2 separate regions of the Homo sapiens genome follow, and region 1 is linked to region 2. A link is an interaction called in ENCODE POLR2A ChIA-PET data of the cell type or tissue named here. Cell type or tissue: PC-3. All regions are shown on one strand. Each heading gives the region's core, and the rest is flanking DNA. Links, peaks and the distances in the headings are about the cores only. Region 1 has its middle 12 kb from the start of ZNF281. Region 2 holds the start of LINC00862 (long intergenic non-protein coding RNA 862).

Region 1 (8,337 bases), core at 316-8,315, 50 kb after region 2:
TCTGCCTGCCTCAGCCTCCCAAAGTGGTGGGATTACAGGCGTGAGCCAGTGCACATGGCCCCAATCTACTTTCTATAAACAATTCCCGCTTTGGGGATTACATCCTATAGAAACAAAAGCGTTAGTGTGAAGGATATGTATTTTTGAGGTTGCTTGTTGCTGCATTGTGCACAGTGGCAAAGAACTAGAAACAACTTGAATGCCCTTCAGCACGAGAACAACTGAATAAATTGTGGTATCTTTATCCCTTAGGATATTAGGCAACTAAAAGAATGAGTTGGAGCTATATTAGTCTGGAGGGATGTCCTTGCATAGTTAAACAAAAAAAGCAAGAGGAAAGATGCATTATGTTATATATTCTTACTTTTGTAAAACAAATAGCAAAACTCTCCCTTCTTCTGCCCAAATGTAACTATTAATAATTACACAGGAGAAAGATGTGCAAGGATGCACACCAAACTGTTGTCGTCGTCACTGGTTTCCTAATGGGAAGGATAAGAGGAAGAGGAGGTAAGTCAGAAACAAGTGAGACAGGCTGGGCGCGTTGGCTCATGTCTGTAATCTCAACACTTTGGGAGGCCAAGGCGGGTGGATCACCAGAGTTCAGGAGTTGGAGACCAGGCTGGCCAACATGGTGAAACCCCGTCTCTACTAAAAATACAAAAATTAGCCTGGCATGGTGGCGAGCACCTATAATTGCAGCTACTTGGGAGGCTGAGGCAGGAGAATCACTTGAACCTTGGAGGCGGAGGTTGCCATGAGCCAAGATCGCGCCACTGCACTCTAGCCTGGGCAACAAGAGCGAAACTCCATCTCAAAAAACAAAAAGAAAAGGAGAAACAAGTGAGACAGAGCAAACTAGAAAAACATGCTGATGTTGTCAAGAAAAGAGGTGGAATATAAAATTCTATGTATCATGTTACTGTAAATATAGAAAACAATCTGCACGCGAATAAGGATCGAAATGTAAGACAGACAAATGAAATATTGATTTGATTTGGAGGTAAGATTAGATTTTTTTCCTAGATTCTTATTTTAATATAAGGGCTATAATAAATTTGAACAAAAAAGTGGGTTTATTTAAAGTGTGTTTATTTTTTAAGTGGCCTCATTTTTATTTTTATTTATTTAGTTTTCAAGAGGCAGTGCCTCTCTATTTTGCCCAGACTAGAGTGGAGTAGCAATTCATAGGCAGGATCATAGCAACTGCAGCCTCGAATTCCTAGGCTCAAGTGATCTTCCTGCCTCAACCTCCCTAGTAGCTAGACTACAGGTGCCCAGCTAAAATGAATTTATTATATGTACTATAATGAAATTCCTGGTAGAATTATTTTCTCTTTTTCTGGGCTTCTGATTTTTTTCAAATTTTACTTCTAACTATCCTATCATATATATATAAAATGTATATATACATAAGTCATATATAAATATAAATATTTTATTTCTATTCTCATAGATAGATTTTCATATATATAATATATACAGATATATGTTTAGTACATACATATAACTATACCTATCTATGTATATCACTGGGTAGTTGAAAATAAAATCTGTTTTTGTTTAGTTTAGTTTAGTTTTGTTTTTGAGATGGAGTTTCGCTCTTGGTGCCCAGGCTGGAGTGCAATGGCCCAAGCTTGGCTCACTGCAACCTCTGCCTCCTGGGTTCAATTGATTCTCCTGCTTCAGCCTCCCAAGTAGCTGGGATTACAGGCATGCACCACTACACCCAGCTAATTTTTGTATTTTTAGTAGAGGGGTTTCACCTTGTTGGTCAGGCTGGTCTCGAACTCCTGACCTCAAGTGATCCACCCGCCTCAGCCTCCCAAAGTGCTGGGATTACAGGCATGAACCACTGCGCCTGGCCAAAATCTGGGTTTTTTTTTTTGTTTTTGTGTTTTGTTTTGAGACAGAGCCTCACTCTGTTGCCCAGGCTGGAGTGAAATGGCACGATCTCAGCTCACCTCAACCCCTGCCTCCTGAGTTCAAGCAAATCCCCTGCCTCAGCCTCCCCAGTAGCTGGAACTACAGGAATGTGCCACCACGCCCAGCTAATTTTTGTTTTTTTAGTAGAGACAGGGTTTCACCATGTTGGCCAGGACTGGCCTTGAACTTCTGGCTTCAAGTGATCCACTGGCCTGGGCCTCCCAAAGTGTTGGGATTATAGGCGTGAGCCACCATACCTGGCCAAAAATAAAATCTGAAAGAAGCCAGAAGCCCAGGAAAAGATAAAATAATTCCAACAGGAATTTCACTTCACTCCAGGTGGCCAACCCAAGAAAGAGAACGTGATGGGTTACTACATGGTTCCCACTGTCTGATAATAAGATCTATTTTTCACAAAAAATATTTCCTAAGAGCAATACTGAGTGACATAAAGGAGAATATCTTTCCTTTCTTTCTTTCTTTTCTTTTTTTTTTTTTTTTTGAGACAGGGTCTCGCTCTGTTGCCCAGACTGGAGTGCAGTGGTGCGATCATGGCTCACTGCAGCCTTGACCCGAGCTCAATCAGTCCTCCCACCTCAGCCTCCCTAGTAGCGGTACTACAGACATGCACCACCACGCCCAGCTAATTTTTGTATTTTTGTAGAGACGGGGTTTCACCGTGTTTCCCAGGCTGATCTGGAACTCCTAGACTCAAGTGATCCACCCACCTCAGACTCCCAGAGTGCTGGGTGTGAGCCACTGTGCCTGGCTAAGGAGAATATTTTAGATGACAGTTTTGCAGAAGAACCAAACAGGATCCAAAGGGGCAGTCGAGGGTAAAGGTTAAAAGCTAAGGATTTGGGGCCGGGCATGGTGACTCACGCCTGTAATCCCCGCACTTTGGGAGGCCGAGGCAGGTGGATCTCTTGAGGTCAGGAGTTCGAGACCATCCTGGGCAACATGGTGAAACCCCGTCTCTACTAAAAATATGAAAATTAGCCACGCTTGGTGGTGGACACCTGTAATCCCAGCTACTCAGGAGGCTGAGGCAGGAGAATCGCCTGAATCCAGGAGGTGGACGTTGCAGTGAGCCGAGATCAGGCCATTGCACTCCAGCCTGGTGACAGTGAGACTCCATCTCAAAAAAAAAAAAAAAAAAGGTTTGGAGTCAAACAAACTTGGATGTACTCCGGTACTCCGAGCTCTACCACACACTAACCCTGTGACTTTGGGCAGTTTTCTTAACTTCTCTGAGGCTAACTTTCCTTATTCAGTAATAATAGTAATTGTACAGGGTTGTCACGATAAAGTAGGTAACATTTAACATGATGCCTAGCACATAATGAAAATTCAATGTGTGCTAGAATTCAATGTGTGCTAGACAAAAGTCTATTTCTTCTATCTACATACAATGGAAACTGAGTAATTAGTAATAATTCTTACATTATCCATTTACATTTATTGAGTACTCACTAGGTATCAGGCACTGTGTGACTCCAAGTAGGGTTAAGATGTGGATCTTAACCATCAAGAAGTCTAGTAGAGAAGTTATTTTTAAAAATAGACCAAAAGAAGCTTATAAGTAGAAAACTCAGTTTCACCAAGGGAAGACAGTGAGTTTTCAAAGGGAAGCCAAAATTCATGAAGTGACTGCCTCTTTTTTGTGTGAAGCATTTTGATTTGATATTTTTCTAAAGATCTGATTTTGTTTTGTTGTGTTTGAGATGGAGTCTTGCTTCGCTCGGCTCACTGCAACCTCCGTCACCCGGGTTCAAGCAATTCTTCTGCCTCAGCCTCCTGAGTAGCTGAGATTACAGGCATCTGCCACCACGCCCTGCTAATTTTTGTATTTTTAATAGAGATGGGTTTTCACCATGTTGGCCAACCTGGTCTTGAACTCTTGACCTCAGGTGATCCACCCACCTCGGCCTCCCAAAGTGCTAGGATTACAGGCATGAGCCACCGTGTCTGGCCATAAAGATCTGATCCTTGAAGGAGTAGAAGGAATGATCAGGGAGACGGCTGGGAAAGGACATTTCTGAGATAATTTGAAAAAGAGAGTTTTGAGAGCACCAACCAGGCCAGAGTTACCTCCAAGGAGTTCAGAATTGCTGGAGCAACTAGTTTTCAAGTGAGACAGGCAAGGTGACGAAACTGGAAAGGAAGAAAGGACCAGATCATGAAAGGTTTTGCATATCATGTCAAGGAGTTCAGCTATTCTCTAGGAAGAGGGGATTATTAAAGAATTTTAATGGGAAAAGTGATGTAATGAGTTTTTTCTTTTTTTTTCTTTTTTTTATTTTATTATTATTATACTTTAAGTTTTAGGGTACATGTGCACAATGTGCAGGTTAGTTACATATGTACATATGTGCCATGCTGGTGTGCTGCACCCATTAACTCATCATTTAGCATTAGGTATATCTCCTAAAGCTATCCCTCCCCCCTCCTCCTACCCCACAACAGTCCCCAGAGTGTGATGTTCCCCTTCCTGTGTCCATGTGTTCTCATTGTTCAATTCCCACCTTTTTTTTTTTCTTTAAATAACTCTAGTAGCAATGAAGGAGGTGGATTAAAGTGGCACAGATCAGAAGTAGGGCAACCAGTTAGGAAGGTAGTCAGGGAAAGAGAAACAGAAATGGGGAAATGGTTGTGAGAATGCAGAGGTGTTTAGGGGACACAGTTGATTGGATGTGGATGCTGGACATGGAAAGAAAAGGAGAGAGCTGAGTTCCAGATAATTTCAGGTTTCTGGCTTCAGTGACGGTATGGGTGGTGGTATCATTTCCCAGTGTAGAGAATTAAATGGAATAAATGCGCATTTATTGGGGAAACTAAGAAATTTATTTTACATATGTTGAGTGTGGTCCGGTGAACAACTGGACACAGAGATTTGAGCCTTACAAAGGATAACTGGGATACAGCTGTGGATTTGGGATTCATCAGAGTACAGGTGGAAATTGAAGTCATCAACTAGCAAACATGTAAAGTATGTAAAGACAATGGCCTTGGACAGAGTTCTGGAAAATGTCAACGTTACAGAGATGAGCAGAAAGAGAGGAACCAGAGGAGTCAGAGATGTAAAGAGGATGTTTTCATGGAAGCCAGTAGAAGAGAGTTTCAGTTAGGGAGAAATGATTAGCAGCAAACATAGGTTACAGGCAAAGACTCTAAAACCAGACTGCCCAGGTTCTAACTCTAGCTCTACCATTTACTAGCTGTGTGAGCTTGGAAACATTACTCAACTCCTCTGTTCTTCAGTTCCATCATTTATAAAATGCATACAATAATTGTACCTGTCTCATAGAATTGTTATGGGAATTAAATGAGTTAATATGGCACAAAATAATTGCTGTATGACCATTGATCAATTGTCACGGTACAATCAAGTAAGAAAGGACCTGAATATGCAATTGGAATTAGTAATTCATTTCACTTGTATTTGAATACCTACTATATGTCAGGCACTCAGGATGCAGTCTTGAACAAACCATTGACCTTGCCCTTGATGGAGCTCACATTTTGGTGAACAGTGGTTGTTGAATGTGTACTATGTGCACTGCTTTAATCCCAACAAGCTTTACCTCACTCACGCCTCTCAGTTATCCTAGGTTGTAGGTAACCATCATTATCCCCATTTTACAGAAAAGAACAATGAGTAGCACAAAGGAGTTAAGCAAAGTCCCCAAACCAGGAAGTGGCAAAAGCAGGATTCAAACAGAGCTGAACTGGCTCTGAAGAGCACCTTCTTAACATCTAAACCAGTGTTTGCTGTTGACCTTAGCGACGGCAGTTTTAGAAGCATGGTGGAGCAATATCCAGGCTGCAGTAAACTGAGCATTGAATGGGAGCGAGTTAATTAAGATAGAAATTGAAAGCATTTCCTCAGAGAGCCAAACCAACAAAGTCCAAGCATGTGGATTTGTGGTGATCTTAGTTTGTTTGAGGGATAGCGTTAAGAAATAGTAAAGGATTCAATACTAAGCATGTTCTCGGGTCACGTCTTTCTCAAATATCTGTTTCCACTATTCTTTTGCAAGAGCTGGATGGCGCTGGTTCAATATTAAGATCTTTAGTAAATGCCTGAAGGTGTTTACTTGGTATTGTTTATTAAAATAAGGTAAGTATAATTTAAATGTAAGATGAATATGTGGCAGAATCTCATTTTCTTATAAAAATCAAAGAAAATAAATTGTATTCTCTTTTTTTTTTTTTTTTGAGACGGAGTCTCACTCTGTCACCCAGGTTGGAGTGCAGTGGCACCACCTCAGCTCACTGCAACCTCTGCCCCCAGGGTTCTAGCGATTCTCCTGCCTCAGCCTCCTGAGTTTCTGGGATTACAGGCGCCTGCCACTGCGCCCAGCCTTAAATTGTATTCTCAACCAAAGTTAAGATTATTAAAGGGTACAGATGACAGATCAGACTTCTTTTTTTTGGTGAATGGAAAAAATCTAAAGAGTACTCTTAACCTTTTCTTGGTCTGATACAGATTAGTAGGTGCCAGGTATCTGCATTTTTAACAAACATCCCCGTTGTTCTGATGCATACCAAAGTTTTTGGGCTTTGGTGTGTTTTTTTGAGACCAGGGCCCCCAATCATGGCTCATTGCAGCCTCAGCTTCCTGGGGTCATTCCTCCTGCCTCAGCCTCCTAGGTAGCCAGGACTATAGATGCACGCCACCATGCCCGGCTAATTTTTTGGTTTTGGGGTTTTTGGTTTTTGGTTTTTACAGACAGGGTCTTGCTATGTTGTCCAGGCTGCTCTTAAACTCCTGGCCTCAAGTAATCTTCCTACCTTGGCTTCCCAAAGTCCGGGGATTACAGGCATGAGCCATTGCACCTGGCCTCATACTAAAGTTTAAGAATTAATACTGGCTGGATGTGGTGGCTCACGCCTATAATCCCAGCACTTTGGGAGGCTGAGGTGGGCAGACCACCTGAGGTCAGGAGTTCGAGACCAACCTGGGCAACATGGTGACACCCCATCTCTGCCTGTAATCCCAGCACTTTGGGAGGCCAAGGTGGGCAGATCACAAGGTCAGGAGTTTGAGACCAGCCTGGCCAACATTGTGAAATTCCATCTCTACTAAAAATACAAAAATTAGCCGGGCGCAGTGGCGGGCACCTGTAATCTCAGCTACTCGGGAGGCTGAGGCAGGAGAATTGTTTGAAGCCAGGAGGCGGAGGTTACCGCGAACAAGATTGTGCCACTGCATTCCAGCTTGGGTGACAGAGCAAGACTCCGTCTCGAAAAAAAAAAAAAAAAATTAGCCAGGCATAATGGTGCACGTCTGTAATCTCAGCTACTCAGGAGGCATGAGAATCACTTGAACCTGGGAGGTAGAGGTTGCAGTGAGCTGAGATCACTTCACTGTACTCCAGACTAAGTGACAAAGTGAGACTCTGTCTCAAAAAAAAAAAAAAGAGGAATTAATTCTAAGCCAGGTGTGGTGGCACGTGCCTATAGGCCCAGCTACTTGGGAGGCCAAGGTTGGGGAATCCCTTGAGCCCGGGAATTGGAGGCCATTCTGAGCAACATAGCAAGACTTCATCTCTAAAAAAAAAAAGAATTAATTCCAGTTCCACTATGGCATTTGTTATGTAAAATAAATAAACCACTATTTTAAGGGCTACTCAACAAATAAAAACTGTAAATTTAGGGGGGTTGGAGTTTGCCTTGTTTGAGATGAAATATATTATAACCCTAATCAGTTTTCAGGTGTTGTAACTGAAGGGCTGTAGAGAGTAAATAAACTAGAAAAACTTTCAGAACAGAATTCTTTTTTTTTTTTTTAGCAGAGGTCTCTTTGTTGCCCAGGCTGAAGTGCAGTGGCTAGACTCAGGTGACATCATAGTGCCCTGCCGCCTGGAACTCACCCTGGGCACAAGCAGTCTTCCTGCCTCAGCCTCCCGAGTAGCTGGGACTACAGGTGCACGCAACTGCACCTGGCTCAGAACAGAATTTAAAGGGATTGGCAACAAAAAATTTCTTCTACAGCTTTTTTTTTTTTTAAGTTAAGGTGATTGACCAGATATGAAATAGGGCATACTAGATATAGAAGTACCATTTTACAGATCTATGCCACAAGGATTTCAAAATACTGCTTAAATATTATACGATTTAGGACCTTCTTGTTTGCAAATGACAGAAACTCAACTCAAACCAGATGAAGCATATAAAAGGAGAGGAGATTTATTGAAAGGATGGGTGGGGGGAGCTATCGGGATTGAAGAAATAATTTTTTTTTTTTTGAGATGGAGTTTCACTTTGTGGCCCAGGCTGGACTGCAGTGGCCCGATCTTGGCTCATTGCAACCTCCGCCCCCTAGATTCAAGCGATTCTCATGTCTCAGCCTCCCGAGTAGCTGGGATTATAGGCGCACGCAATCACGCCCGGCTACTTTTTCTATTT
Region 2 (8,337 bases), core at 164-8,163:
CATTAACTGAGGACTTATTAAGTACAAGGCTCTGTTCTAAGCCTTTTAAGTACATTATCCTATTTAATCCTTACAACAACCCAATGAGGTAGGTGCTGTTATTATCCTCATACTAAAAATAAGGAAACTTAACCACAGAAATGTTAAGTAACTTCCCCCACACAGCTAGCAAGCTGGCACAGAAGACCCTGACTCAGACAGTCTAGCTTCAGACAGCCCGTGCTCTTCCCCGCTGCACAAACTGCCTCTCACTGTCTGTGATAAATGCTCCTATTAATAGAAAATGAGTTCAAGAAGGAAAATGCGATCAACAGTGATCACAGTGGTTCAGAGCACAAAGGCTTCATCTAGAAATAATTTTAAGTGCTTGGTCTTTGCTATGTTACTACTTAAAGTGTGGAAGCTTCATAGAGAATTGGTCAGTAGCCCCAGATTCAAGTGTCAGCTTCGCTATTCTCTAATTTCGTAACCTGCGGACAGACAAGTAATGACCTCTACGAACCTTCATTCTTTTCACCAGTAAGGTAGGTCTAATACACAACTCCAAACTTACCATGAAGATAAAGAGATTCAATCCACATACATGACAATCTCTAGCAGACAATGTTATCTTCAGGAGATGGCTGATGCTGGGGAAAGTTTCCCAGTACAGATAGCACACCATGACGTCTTCGTAAAAAGATGAAGCTCAGAGCAGGTGCAGCACTGAAAACAGGACACTTTAGGTGACAGCCTACAGACTGCTATTCTGAGAAAAGATCTTCAAGGGGTAGAAAAAATCACTTTTAGAACTCCAACTGGTCTTATCAATTTTTAAGGAAAATTAAATTTGTCATATTTGCCATTGTGAAAATCAGCTCAAATATACAACAGGAAAGCTTATTTCACTGAAACTCAGTTCATTCCAGACTCAATAAAAAATGACAGGCTTCTTCTGTGTTCTACCTTTTCCTCCTCTACTTTCCTCTTTCCAGACAATAAAGTATTGTCCCTTGTGAGGTAGAAACAAAACAGCAACATGAAAACAAATTCTAATAGCTCATGGGAAGGACAGACATCATGATCCCAAAGTGCTATGTTAAATGCCTTAAGAGGCACCACTACTGTGCAATGGTGGTCCAGAAAGAGCGCGCCCAGCCAGCTGGATCAGGAATGATTATGAAGAGAGGATTTGATCACGGCTTTACAGGGCTTTAAAGGGCAAACTACGGTTTCCTGCAGTGGCTTTGGTAGAGAGCATCCACAAGGCCCTGAGAGGCATGGCTTTGCCTGCCTTTGTCTCCTACAGCATCCACCACTCTCCTAGCCCCAACTGCCAGCCACAAGGGCAGCTCTGCTCCTCTCAGGATCCTCTGAGGCCACCCCTACATGCAGGGATCTGCACTTGCTCAGGATCAGAAATACTTCTGGTCTGTGAATGAGCTTCACACTGCTGGTCTCAAGGGGAATATAACCTTCTCTGTAAAGCCTTCGCTGAGCACCTGCCCCTCTAAAGTTCCCACCTGGACATGCCCCACATCCACCCCCGTCACTCCTCCACACAAACTCATTAACATTCTATTTTACTTTCTTTATAGTACTTATAAAGTACTATGGAAAATTATCGTGCTCAATTTTTTTACTGGATTATTTTCTGCCCATCCCCATCCTCTGCTAAAAATTGTTAAGTCCCATAAATGCCTAGATATGGTCTTTCTTTTTCACCCTTATATTCCCAGCACCTGGCAGGAAGTAAAGAGCTCAATAAATATTTGTTGAATCAATACAGGAATGCAGAAGAGCATGATCAAGTTGCAGAGGCAGAAAAGTAAAAGCTGAGTTTGAGAAAGTGGTAAGTTGCACGTTCTGGTCCAGCTGGGCATGGATAGATGAGGTGGGACAGGTTGCTTGCAGAGGACTTGGGGCAGTTTGGACTGAGTAGATAGTGCAGAGCTTCTGAGAGTGTTTGACCAGGCAAGGCCCTGAGCAGTGCTGTCCTTAGAAAGGATTAGGCCAGCAACTATGAATAGGATGAACTGAAATAAAGCTAGAAAGCCCAGGGAAAACCATTTGTTACCCCTAAAATTGGCAAAGATTAAGAAGTCTGACAAGTGTTGGAAAGTATCTGGGGAAACAGTTTTCCAACAGTTGAAAATCAATTTGGTAATATCTCTTAAAAGTTAAATTGTGCATATTCAAAATGTAGCAATCCTGCATCTAGGAATCAAGACTAAGAAACTATTGCCTATATATTAGTGAAAAAAATATAAACAATCATATATTCACTAATAAATGGACTGATAAAATGTGGTATTATTTATGCCATGAAATGCTAGACAGCAAATAGCCGGGTGTGGTGGCTCATGCCTATAATCCCAGCACTTTGGGAGGCCAAGGCGGGCAGATCACCTGAGGTCGGGAGTTTGAGACCAGACTGGCCAATATGTTGAAACCCCGTCTCTACTAAAAATACAAAAATTAGCCGGGCTTGGTGGCAGGCGCCTGTAGTCCCAGCTACTTGGGAGGCTGAGGCAGAAGAATTGCTTGAACCCGGGAGGCAGAGGTTGCAGTGAGCTGAGATCGTGCCACTGCACTCCAGTCTGGGTGACAGAGCGAGAGTCTTTCTCAAAAAAAAAAAAAAGAAAAAGAAAGAAAAGAAATGCTAGACAGCAATTAAAAATAATGAATATATATATATAGATGGGTGTGTGTGTGTGTGCACGTGTGTGTGTGTCTGTACAAAAACATGGCTAGACCTTAAAAACAATGCTCAGAGAAAGTAAACAAATCATATAACAGTTGGCTGGGCATGGTGGTTCATACTTGTAATCCTAGCATTTTGGGAAGCAGAGGCGGGAGGATCTCTTGAGGCCAGGAGTTTGAGACCAGGCAACATTGTAAGATCCCATCTCTACAAAAAAAAAAAAAAAATTAGCCAAGCATAGTGGCACAAACCTGTAGTCCTAGCTACTTGAGAGGCTGGAGCAGGAGGATCACTTGAGCCCAGGAGGTCGAGGCTGCAGTGAGCTATGATCATGCACTCCAGCCTGGGTGACAGAATGAGATCCTCTCTCTCTAAAAAAGAAAACATTTATGTATATTTAAATCCATAAAACAATACTACATATTAACTATGGGTACATACAAATATATATAAAATATTAAAAAGTATACAAACTGAACATGGGCTCTGGGAAGTGAGGACAGAAGGAGGAAATGGACTTGGAATTAATATTCAAAGGCAACTTGATTTTATCATCAATGTTTTGTTTTATTTCTTTAAAAAAATTGAAGAAGATATGACAAAAATAATAACAGTTGTTAATTTTGAATGATGGGAATATAGTAGCGTTTACTGGGAATCAGAAGAGAGATGCTAGTCACAGATGGAAAAACTAACAGGATTTCAGGACTGGGTGGGTTAGTAGAGGGTATAAAGTTGCCAGAAAGAACGAAGAATAAAAATTATATTCTTTCTTTTCTTTAACAATGAGAGGCTAGCCACACCATTAAAAGAACTAAAAAACAATGAGCTCCACTTTAGAAAGGTTTGTCTTATTAATGAGACAGCCAAATCATGGCCAGCAAAAAGTCAGAATTCAAAAACCCAAGCTGGCACTGACAAGCTATCCTGCAAAAGTAAGGAATAAAATAGGTGCCTCATTCAATATCCTCAAAAAAAAATTTTTAAGACTTTTTTAAGGTCCATAGAGAGTTCACTTTGTGTATTTGGCTTGTTTACAACATATATAGAAACCCAACCACAGTGTCCTATACTCAACAATTGAAAGTGAGGTTACTAAATTTTAATACACATTTCTAGAAAGCCTGGGGGTCTGACTCTGAAAATAAGCCATTCTAGTAAGACAACTTGTTAAGAGTTTCCTTTCAGTAAGCAACATCGACTAACAGAGCAAACAATGATCCAAATTTACACTGTTCGAATTAAAATTTCAAGCATTAACCTCTATTTTGAAATCAATCTCCCTGTCTTTACATAAAGATTATCAACTTCCAATTATCAGAAGAATGCAGCTTATCTTTATTAAAATGTACCCCCCCAATATTTCATGATATTTACATGTTTGCATAGTACTTTCCTATCCTTTTGTAACATGTTTTGCAACTCCTGAAAAGTCAATAGTCTTAGCTCTTCTCTAAAGGGGGAAACACAAGAGACTGAGTGACTAGTTCAGGGTGACTCACAGGCAGAGTCAACATTGGAACTCGGAACACTGAGCCTGGCATTCCAAGTTCCCAAAACCTTGAGGCTCTTGCTAATCCCAGCAGAATTTTCTTCTTTACAGGGCTGTGCTTCTTTGAGGCCTCTGAGACTAGAATGTTAGTGTCCAAAGCTTTCTCTTTCAAAAGTAGTCAATAGTCAGAAATAAATGTTGGCCTGCAAGTTCAATCTTTTTCTTTTTTTTGAGACAGGGTCTCACTCAGTTGCCCAGGTTGGAGTGCAGTAGCACAATCATGGCTTACTGCAGCCTTGACCTCCTGGGCTCAAGCGATCCTCCTGCTTCAGCCTTCCAAATAGTTGGGACCACAGGCATACCCCACCACACCCAGCTAATTTTTAAAATTTTGTAGACATGATGGTCTCACTTTGTTGCCCAAGTTGGTCTCAAAGTCCTGAGTTCAAGGGATCCTCCCACCTTGGCCTCCCAAAGTGCTGAAATTACAGGTATGAGCCACCGCTTCTAGTCCATCTTCACTTTTTAAAAGGCATAGCTAAACTGCATTGATACAACCTAATGATCTCCCTAATTAATGTAACTTTGCTGGTAATTGTTTTTTTAGAGTCCTCTGTTTAAGATTGGGTTAAATTCAAATCAAATGGTACTGTTTAAACTGTTTGCTGTTTTTTGTGTTTGTTCCCCGTTAGTGCTATCTTGGACATGCTGAGCTTCTAACTGCCACAGGGCTGTTTTGCTACTACTGACCTTATAAAGCCAACAGTTAGTGACTGTGTATATAAGGATTTAAGAGATTATTTTACCAGAATAAGGTTGCTTTGTAGCCATCCGGTGTAAATGGTGTTTCTTTCCATTAACAAATTGAAGAGCTCTTAAGCACCTGAAATTAAATAACAGCTTAAAAAATAAATTAATATACAAAAAATTTAGGTTTACTGACAATATCAGATTATTTCCCATTAAAAAAAATCACCCAACTCTTTTTTCTGATGCCTTTCACGTGGGACTTCAAAAAGCTTTTCCAAATATTTTCACTATCTGTAGTTCTCATTCTAATTTTGTAAATTAAAAAAAAAAAAGAGCCAAATAACTGACCCAAAGTTATGCAGTCAGTTGGTAGTAAAAGCCAAATAAGAGCTCAAATTTAATCTAGTCGTTAGAATCTGCCACAGTGTCCTCTTCGCTAAGTTGTACTACTGCCTCATTTTATTTCCCTTAAAAAATAATTGTTTGCATATCAGTTAAACTGGTCACATTGAAATATAAAACACGCCAGTATTATCAAGAGGTCCTTTCTTAAAGCAACAAAATACAATCACCTTTGTGCTAAAAATAAGCTATAAAAATAATTGTGTACCTTATAAATTTATCTACAAGTTTTAGCCTTCATTATATTCATTAATTAAACTGCCATAAATCTTCCTTTCCTATTGCTAAGATATTCTTAAACTTGCATACAAAGCACCAAAATGCACATCAGCCACAACACACACAAATTCATCACTCAATCTCGGTCCATTACTCTTGCCAAGGTCAGTATAGAATATTCTTGAAATTTTCACTTGTAGAATGAATAGATGTTTTGTAAGGATTATCTATTCAGGCAGAAAAAAAGGGGGGAGGGGAAGAACACAAGAAACAATTAGCTATTCAACTGGTACTGAGCAAATTCCAAGTACGGAATCCTTTGTTTGTTTTTATCTTGTTTTTGTTTTTCTTACCTACCTTGGGACTCCAGTCCACGAGAAGAAATACATCTTGTGAGATTTTTGTACAGCCTTTCTACAAACCTCCGTAGAGAAGGAGACGTTGTTGTCAGTTTTGGCTTCCTTTTGCAGTCAGGGACTGGGACCCAGAGTTATCTATTTGCATTTCAACACCCTTCTTTTGTTTTCGGTCCCACAAGAGGCTCAACCAGTTCAAAAGCAGGTAAGGCAGTTAGATCATTGTAATGACCCTAGAAAACTCAAAGGAGAAAACTTTTGCAAACAATGTGGTTATTTTAGCAAAAAACTACTACTTATTTCATCAGTCAAGCCTACAGAGCTCAAGCTAGACCATCTTGTTAAAAATTTACCTTAGGTTGTTCTTAATTCTCTCTGTGCCCTAGAGAGAGAAGAATGATGGTGGAAAGCAGGGTTAGAGAACAGAGAGGAGGAGAGTTCTGCATCCAGAATCTCTTCTGAATAAACAAATATCGCTAAAATATCCAAATATTCACAGGAATTTACAGGTCACATTATTGCATTTGATTCTGAGAGCAACAGCCTCTGTCATTTCTGCTGAAGGAGCATTCCTATATAACTCTAACAAAATTAAGAGAAAAGAATACTTTCTAGGTGGAGAGAGTTGGAGAGGACGGGTAAAGGTGCAGCCATCCCAGTGTCTGAAGGACACTCAGACACAAATGCTGCTGGTGTATACTTCCTGTCACACCCACTCAGATGACTACATGGTCAAGATTCCAGAATGTGATCCCGACGACAGCTTTCTAAGCATTTAATATTCCAAGAGGCATCAGCAGATAAAAATGTGCAGAGTTGCAAATTTTTAATAGAAAAATCCCCCAGGGTCTATGTTGAAGGTCAGTGTTTGGGAAAAGGCTATATTATAATGGGGCTATGGAGTCACAGATTAGAGACGGAAGGGACCATAAGGTTCATTTCCTCAAGGTCCGTGGTTACACAGCTGGTTTGTGACAGGCTATGAGCTCTCTGGGGTCTCAATCTCACGCTCTTGAGCTTTTGGTTACCAAACCTGCTTAGATGAGATCCACAGTGAGGTTATATTGTAAAAATTCTAAGACTTGGCAAGTCAGCCTATAATGAAGATATATATGCATAGACTTCAAAGGACTGACCTTGTCATCACCTACAATAGCTCTGCCGCAAGATTACTGATTCAGGCATTCAGCTTTTGGATAAGCATCTTTCCTTCCAACTTGCATGACAACAACTCCAACTGCTCTTAGAAATATTGGGGCCTCCAGTCTATTGATCCATCTGCTTTCTCCCAATTCATTAGCCTTCAGCTGTTTTCACTTTCCTTCTTACTCAATTTTTATTCCATGGTCTGTTATTACTATATCCTTTTTGCCAATCCCTTAAACTCCCTTCCTCTCTGTTTTTTCTACAAACCTATCTAGGAAAACGACAGCCCTCATTGAACCCCGCCATCTCCTTTCTCTTTGCTTGCACGCAACAGTCAAACTCTGCTGGAGGTGATCAAAAGCGTAGATAGGTTCATCATCACCAACTTCTTATGGGCCCTCAATACTAACAACTACATTTTTGTTTTATTTTTAAGAAATGGAGTCTTGCTCTGTCGCTTAGGCTGGAGTGCAGTGGCATAAACACAGCTCAACGCAGCCTCCATCTCCTGGGCTCAAGAGATCCTCCTGCCTCAGGATCCCAAGTAGCTGGGACTATAGGCACAAGCAATCATGCCCTGCTCTAACAACTGTGTTACGTTTCTTTTTTCAACTTATTTTCCAAGAATTATTTGAAACTTTCTCCATCACCCGCAAGCTTCCAATACACCCATCTTTCTCTCTTTACTCCTTCATCTTCTGCTTAGATGAGGATTCTCTAGATCTTTTTCCACCCAGATCCCTGCTTTCCCTCCTGCTTCAAGGTGAGTGAGACTCCTCCACAACAAGGGAAATCCCTTCTCTTTGGCCTTGTATTCTCTTCTCTCATCATCACCCACAACCTTTTTGTCATTTTTTTCTCATATCACATCATTTTCATCAGAAAAGCCTATTGGTTCTGCCTTCAAAATATATCCAAAATCCAATAATTTATCATCATCATCACTCCTACCCCCTCATCGAAGACATGGTCATCTCTCATCTAGACTATTAATGGTCTATCAACTTTCACCATTGCCCCCTTACAGTCTATTCTCAACAGTGATCTTTCGAAATCATAAGTCAGAGCATGTTCCTCCTCTGCTTAAAACCCTCCAATGGCTTTCTATTTACTCAGAGTAAAAGCTGAAGTCCCTACAAAGACCTTTAATACCCTACCAGCACTGTCCAGTAGAACTTTCTGTGGCAATGGAAATGATCTACATCTCACTGTCCAATACAGTAGCCACTAGCTACATGTGGCTACTGTGCATTTGAAATGTGGCTAGTGCAATTGATAAAATGAATTTT

Evidence for each region. Peaks named below come from ENCODE experiments on the same cell type or tissue, not always from the same donor. Only the 100,000 strongest peaks of a DNase experiment are listed, where the experiment ranks them.
Region 1: POLR2A ChIA-PET joins it to region 2 with 27 read pairs; 14 of 35 experiments call an interaction of 5 or more read pairs at or near these places.

The regions. Positions count from the first base shown.
Region 1 is chr1:200,417,682-200,426,018 of GRCh38, forward strand. No RefSeq gene overlaps it. Among named protein-coding and RNA genes, the nearest start is that of ZNF281, 12 kb to the left of the region's middle. RefSeq lists enhancers at 1,397-1,897, 1,898-2,398. In PC-3, for the core only: no CTCF peak of the experiment used is centred there; no DNase peak of the experiment used is centred there.
Region 2 is chr1:200,368,112-200,376,448 of GRCh38, forward strand. It overlaps LINC00862 (long intergenic non-protein coding RNA 862), which reads right to left and starts at 5,681. Exons shown (of 5, transcript NR_040064.1): 1 at 5,536-5,681; 2 at 4,982-5,058; 3 at 2,935-3,054; 4 at 554-760. RefSeq lists enhancers at 4,035-4,565, 5,962-7,161. In PC-3, for the core only: no CTCF peak of the experiment used is centred there; DNase peaks (open chromatin) are centred at 4,190 and 6,630; H3K4me3 peaks cover 622 bases; H3K27ac peaks cover 2,747 bases.